Regions from separate parts of the Homo sapiens genome. Here region 1 is linked to region 2. A link is a contact called in ENCODE Hi-C data. All regions are on one chromosome and are shown on one strand. The core of a region is the stretch at or near the end of the contact, and the rest is flanking DNA. Distances in the headings are between cores, read along the strand shown.

What was found. Hi-C counts contacts between places; a loop is a spot of excess contacts on that map. Pooled maps may share reads with other maps.
Region 1: a loop to region 2 is called in a map of ascending aorta, with 7 times the contacts of the local background. The contact joins two enhancer-like sites. A Hi-C loop is called at or near these places in 2 of 168 maps with a recorded cell type or tissue (aorta and ascending aorta) and 3 of 50 pooled maps.

What each region holds. Positions count from the first base shown.
Region 1 is chr15:61,036,769-61,040,031 of GRCh38, forward strand. The region is part of intron 1 of RORA (RAR related orphan receptor A); the gene reads right to left. LOC107984805 (a long non-coding RNA gene) reads right to left here. Exons shown (of 3, transcript XR_007064660.1): 2 at 1-3,263. Among named protein-coding and RNA genes, the nearest start is that of RORA, 190 kb to the right of the region's middle. Within about 2 kb of position 1,868, at least 7 of the 41 ENCODE cell types and tissues checked have a DNase peak (open chromatin) inside an H3K27ac peak, as active enhancers do; they include ascending aorta, where a contact is called at or near this core.
Region 2 is chr15:57,695,651-57,698,929 of GRCh38, forward strand. All of the region lies in intron 12 of GCOM1 (GCOM1, MYZAP-POLR2M combined locus), which reads left to right. Among named protein-coding and RNA genes, the nearest start is that of POLR2M, 9.4 kb to the right of the region's middle. Within about 2 kb of position 1,718, at least 2 of the 41 ENCODE cell types and tissues checked have a DNase peak (open chromatin) inside an H3K27ac peak, as active enhancers do; they include ascending aorta, where a contact is called at or near this core.

The DNA of each region.
Region 1 (3,263 bases), core at 618-3,117, 3.3 Mb after region 2:
GATTTCTAAAGTTGTAGTATTGGACTCGCTTGCCTCCACCCCCACCCCTGCCCTTCTCCCAAAACAAGAAAACAAAGCAGCATCAAAGCTTGAGGTACAGAACAGAATAAAACATGTTGGTGCAGATTTGCTGGCCTCGGTGAAAACAACCTGAATCAGTAGGTCTTGGGGTATCTTCACTTTTAACAAACACTACAGGGGATTTTGATGCAGTCAGTTCAGGAATTAAATTTTGAAACACACTTTTGTCAGGCGGCAACAGGGTAGATAGCTTAAGAATGGGGTAGGAAGCTAGACTATAGGAATTCAAATCCTAGCTCCTCTACTTCCTAGCTGTGTGACCTTAGGAAATAAACACTCTGTGCTTCAGTCTCCTTATCTTCAAAATGGGATAATGGGAGCAATGTGTAAGAATTGAAAAATATGTAAAGTACTTAGTACTGTGCCAGACATGTCGTAAGTGCATGAAAAATGTTAGCCACTATTAACAGTGGATTCATCCCAAAGTGATTTCAGCTAATGAGCCAAATTTGGGTAGAGGAAGTACGCTGAAGCAGATTCCAACCAAACCAATGAATGAATACAGCTAAGCATAAAATAGAATCCTTATTAGGTATCCTCCCACCATCATTTCAGTACGGTCAGCACCAGTCTATAAGCTGTACAGACATCCTATACAATATCAATCTCCTGTAGCACAATATATCCTAACAATCCTCTTGGGCACAGACGCAGCCACAGGGCAGGAGACAAAGCAACAGAACCAGCAAGCACGCACTCTGCTGCCTCACTTCATGGGAATCCCATTCAACACCAGTCTAGGAAGAGATGACCTTGGAATGCAGATCCAGTTAATTCAATTCAATGAGCATTTATTGAACCCTTGTGATGTATCAGAGATTCACCTAGATGCTGAGGATAATACAAAGAGCAACAAGAAAATCACCCTGTCCTCAAGGAGGTCATAATCTAGTGGGAAAAAGAGATACAAGTAATTGTAAGGCAAGGTGGCCTGAGATGAATGCTATAATAGAAGATGGAAGAAGGCCATGCGAACACAGAGTAAGTAGTAATTAACTCTGATGGGGGCAGTCAGGAAAGGCTTTCCTGAAGAGCAGACATAGCATGCCATTGTGAGAGATCAATAAGGCAAGCCTATGAAATTGTTTAATGACTTTATCATTCATGGAAACAACCCAGAAAAAGCCTGAGGGACCATCTCTGTCTCTGCATTAACATGGGTGTGTTTAAGATTTGATTAAATGTTTGTTGTTTCTGTAACATCGCATTTAAAAAAAAACCAAGTATGAACATTCGTCTATTATTCTGATCTTCTTCAAAGAGAGAAAGAGTCCTAGAAATACTTTTCTTTTTTCCAAAGCAAACCCTCTGCATTAATAGCAAAAGAAGAATGGCAAGTTATCGAACGTATTATGAACTAGTTAGCCAAAGCGCAAGTCTGGGAAGGCCCACATTTGTTTTATGTAGCAATGAGACAAAATATGAGAGTTTTTTTCTTCTTATATATGGTTGCCTCTTTCTACTTGACTATAATCATTAATAATTTCTTTGGACCAGCAGAGGAAACAGGTATTGATCACAATAAAACATTGCATCCACAAACACTTGCTATAGCAGGTTATGGTCTCCATGGAAACCCTCCAATAGAACCAATCTGAATTCAATTTCAGAAGTAATGAGAACAGATAATTTTACACTCAATCAATCACTGTCAGCTGCCGTTATCAGCCAATCAGTCATTATGTCAGTCAGTCACACTCTCAACAAACTTCTTCTGTGGCATGGTCAGATGAGAATGTTTTGACATCCAGAAGCAACACGAGAAAATTGGCTCATCTTTCCTGGCAAGATGCCAAAGACACAGCACTGCATTGTGTTTGCTAAGGCAATAAACAGTCCAATCAAAATACACTGTGGTAGCGGAAGATTCTAGGCAGCAATTTCAATAATTGTTATGATACTGATGGCAGAGACGTACTTTCGACCCAAAAGTCATACAGTTTAATCCTCTCATTTAAACATGAAGAAACAGAGCACCAGAGAAGTTCAAGTATCTGCCCAAAGCTGCACAGCTAACTGGTGGAAAGCCCACGACTAAAACATGAGCATTCTCCCCTTCCAGTGCTCATCCAGGATGCCTTGCTGCTGCTCTTCACTGCCTTCCTTTTTGAGGCAAGAGGGTAAAGGGATATTTGAAGATTAGGTTCTAATTCTAAACAGAGAGCCCCAAGCCTGTGGGAGACTCACGGGATATTTGTGAGGCTTGTGCTTTGGAGCCAACTCAAACCTCTTGCTGTTTGGGGTTAGCTCGTCCTTGGCCAAGTACAACTTCTGGTTTCTAAGGAGGAACAAAAGATTTTGAAACACTACAGGGCAACCAAATCACTGTTACAAAATGACATTTTCGATAAGTTTAGTGCAGGACTATCAAGAACACATGGACTGAATTCCCTAAAAATGCTTGGGAGAGGGAGGTAAAATTTGAGGGGAAAAATCTGGCAAAATACAGTTGGGCTCTTGTCAACCTCAAATGTTAGAAATGTTGGCATTTGGGAATTGTGAAGAATCTGAAAGGTGTCTGGTTTCTTTCTTTTTTCTTTTTACTGCATTATTGCTTTGTCCATTTCTCAGAGACAGTTCTCTGAGGCTGAGGTTCACATTCTTCCTTGGTAAAACAGATGGTTGGGAGGCCGAGGCAGGCAGATCACGAGGTCATGAGTTCGAGGCAGGCAGATCACGAGGTCAGGAGTTCGAGACCAGCCTGACCAACATGGTGAAACCTGTCTCTACTAAGAAAATACAAAAATTAGCTGGGTGTGGTGGTGCACACCTGTAATCCCAGCTACTCAGGAAGCTGAGGCAGGCGAATCACTTGAACCTGGGAGGTGGACGTTACAGTGAGCCAAGATTGCACCACTGTACTCCAGCCTGGGCGACAGAGTGAGACTCTGTCTCAAAAAAAAAAAAAAAAAAATAGATGGACCAGCTTGATAGTTTGCAAACTTCAATGTGCATGGGAACTTACCAAATCTGTTAAAAATGCAAATCCCCAGATCCCACCTCCAGACATTTTCATTCAGCAGGTGAGGCTGGGCCCAGGAATCTGCCTTTTTAACAAAGGACCCAGGTAATTCTGATGCACTTTCTTTGCCAATCAGTGTTAGAAAACATTGGTTAACTAATGCTATTTGGTAAAGAATTTGGGCCATTTTGTTGATGGTAGTTTTCCAATTACATTCCTC
Region 2 (3,279 bases), core at 468-2,967:
TAATACTCACGTGTAAATGACTAATAGATCATTTATGTTCTCAAAGGAAGATCTTTGTTCACCATATAATCTTCTTATTGGTGGAATTTCACTCAATGTGTCAAAGGGAAGGAAAATAAGTCAAGGAGAGGGGAAGGTATTTTTAATCTTGTTTAAGATTTTATGTCTTAAACTGAGAGGAGGGGCCTTAGCTACAATGTCTATATAGTCTGTGTCAAAGACCGTGTGCTCTTTCAAGGATTTTTTTCCCAGTTTGTGAGTTTTTTCATATTTAAAAATCTTACAAAGTTTTATTATTCAATCACAATTCAGTTGGTCACATATCTAACCAGCAATCTTCATTAAATTTATTAAAAAGTAAACTTACATGAAATTTCAGAGTACCAAACATTTAATAATTTAAAAAACTATGTCTTCCCACACTATCAAGATCATAAAACACAGTGGTGGCCTGAAATGGGACATTCGTCACTAAAAAACACTTCAGCCATGTGACGGTATTAACAGAAAAGGGTTCTTTTCCACCAACTTGAACCTCACTTGGCTGAGATTTTCTCACCACAGTCTTTGTATTTTTTTTTCCCATGGGCAACTGCCCCCTTGATTAATCCCATTTCCCTTAGTCCTAGTTTTTCCAGGCAGCTGAGCAAACAAAGATGCAGGCAGCCATTTTAACGTGCTTCCTCCCTCAAGCCCTCTGGGATGGGCCGTCTGTTCATCCTGTTCATAAACCAACGGCCTGAATGGGCTTGGAGAAAGCAGCAAGGATCTTCTGTCAGGATTAATTTTAATAGGCCATAGTCTGTCACCCGGGAACCATAGCCCAGGCAAATGGCTTTAAATTACTATTTGCTGATAAAAAGGGAGATATGAGCTGAAAATTTGGTTCCTCATTTAAAACAACTTGGATAACTAATGCAAGAATTTACTTTTAGTGTGGAGTGCAGGTACTTTACAGCCTAAACCCTTGGGTAGCTGAGGAAAATCTTTTGTTGCCATGGGATCACAGTGAAATATAAAGAGGGGAAATGTGGCAGTTTGTAGAAGTATAGAATTTTAGAGCTGGAAGGGAAATAAAAAATGTATCTGTGACTTCCTAAGGACTTACGTTTAGAGCTTTATATTTCTGATTTCTGTGCAGAGAAACGCGATTCCTCTTATTGCCCCTTCTACTTTTTTGTCTCCCTCTTTACCAATTCCTTTCTCTTTCCTTTTTTTCACTGTTTTTCTCATACCCAATTCCAGTTCCTTGTTCCTTCCCTTGGTTCCTCATCCCTCACCAGCCAGGCTCCTGTCATTTCTCTGTGAAGCTCTGCACTGGGGGGCACATGAGGTAGCGTGGTGAATGTAGCCCCTAGGCAAACAAGTCAGGAGGCCCTAGCTCTTGTCTCTTCCCTTGTAAAGTGTGAGAAGGCAGTTTGGGGGACTGACTGGAAGGGATGGTTTTGTAAAATGACACACTGATGTCAGCCATTATTGTTCAATAAAGTCCTCTGTGTACCATTCATAAGTAATTTTTTTATTAGCTATGGCCATTGTTTTGGTTTGTTTAAAAATTCAGAATGTGGCTGGGCATGGAGGCTTACATCTGTCATCTCAGCACTTTGGGAGGCCAAGATGGGAGGATCATATGAGCCCAGGAGTTCCAGACCAGCCCTGGGCAATATAGCCAGACCCCATCTCTCCACACACACACACACACACACACACACACACACAAATCAGCTGGGCATGGTGGTGCACACCAGTAGTCCCAGCTACTTGGGAGGTTGAAGCAGGAGTAACCTTTGAGCCCAGGAGTTTGAGACTGCAGTGAGCTATGATTGTGCCACTGCACTTCAGCCTGGGTGACAGAGGGAGACTCTTTCTCAAAAAAGAGAAAAAAATCAGTGTGTTCCATACTCAAATGGATGCTTCCAAGAAAAATCATGGAAGAAAATAGAATTTGCTTCATACTTCTTTATGACCCTTGGTTCCCATCTCTTCCTTTCCAGCCAGCTCCCCTCAACTCTCATAGATCATATCACTTGTTCATGGAGAAAATGTTCTCCACATTCCTTTACAAACATGACTGATACCATAAAAAATGTTTGGTGCAAGTTCTGTAATCTTTCTTAAATAGCCCAGCCTGGGCACTTGAGCAAGAAGGCTGGTGGCTAAAATTAAACAAAACATAACAAAACCAAAAACAGGCTGGGCGCGATGGCTCACGCCTGTAATCCCAGCACTCTGGGAGGATGAGGCGGGCAGATCCCTTGAGGCCAGGAGTTTAAGACCAGCCTGGCCAACATGGCAAAAACCTGTCTCTACTAAAAATACAAAAGATTAGCCAGGGGTGGTGGTGCGCGCCTATAGTCCTAGCTACTCGGGAGGCTGAGGCAGGAGAATCGCTTAAACCCGGGAAGTGGAGGTTGCAGTGAGCCAAGATCATGCCACTGCACTCCAGACTGGGTGACAGAGCAAGACTACATCTCGAAAGAAAAAAAAATGCAAAGAACAAAAACAAAACCCAAGTGTCAATGAAGATGTTGAGCAACTTCATTGCTGATAGAGTGCAAAATGGTATAGATACTTTGTAAACAATTTGGTAGATTCTTAGAAACATTCATTTACCCTATGACCTAGTTATCCCACTCCCAAGTGAAATGGAAGCTTATGTTCATGCAAAAACCTATACACAAGGTTTATAGTGACTTGATTCATAATCAGCAATAACTTAAAGCAAATAAATACCTTTCAACTGTTTAATGTATAAGTAAACTCCTACAATGGACTACTATACCCATAGAATACAACACTACTTAGCAATAAAAAGGATCAGGTTACTGATACCTGCAGTGGCATAAATGAATCTCAAAACCATTATGCTAAGAGAAAGAAGGCAGATTCAAAAGGCTACTGTATGATTCTACTTATATGACATTCTGGAAAAGGCAAAACTCTAGGACAGAAGACAAACCAGTAGTTGCCAGGGATAGGGGTTCAGTGGAGAGGCTGACTACATTTTGGGGGGCATGATAGAACTGTTCTATATCATGATTATGGTGGTCATCACAAAACTGTATGCATTTGTCAAAACTCAGACCTGTACACTAAAAAGGGGGAATTTTACTACATGTAAACTATATCAATAAATCTGACAAAGAAAAGAAATATACAGTATTAATTTGCATGTTATTCATTTTAAAATAAATGGTATTGTTCTGCAACTTGCTTTTTTCACTTAACCTTAAGTTTTGGAGATTAAACCTTGTTGAAATCTGTAGATTTAGTTCCTTC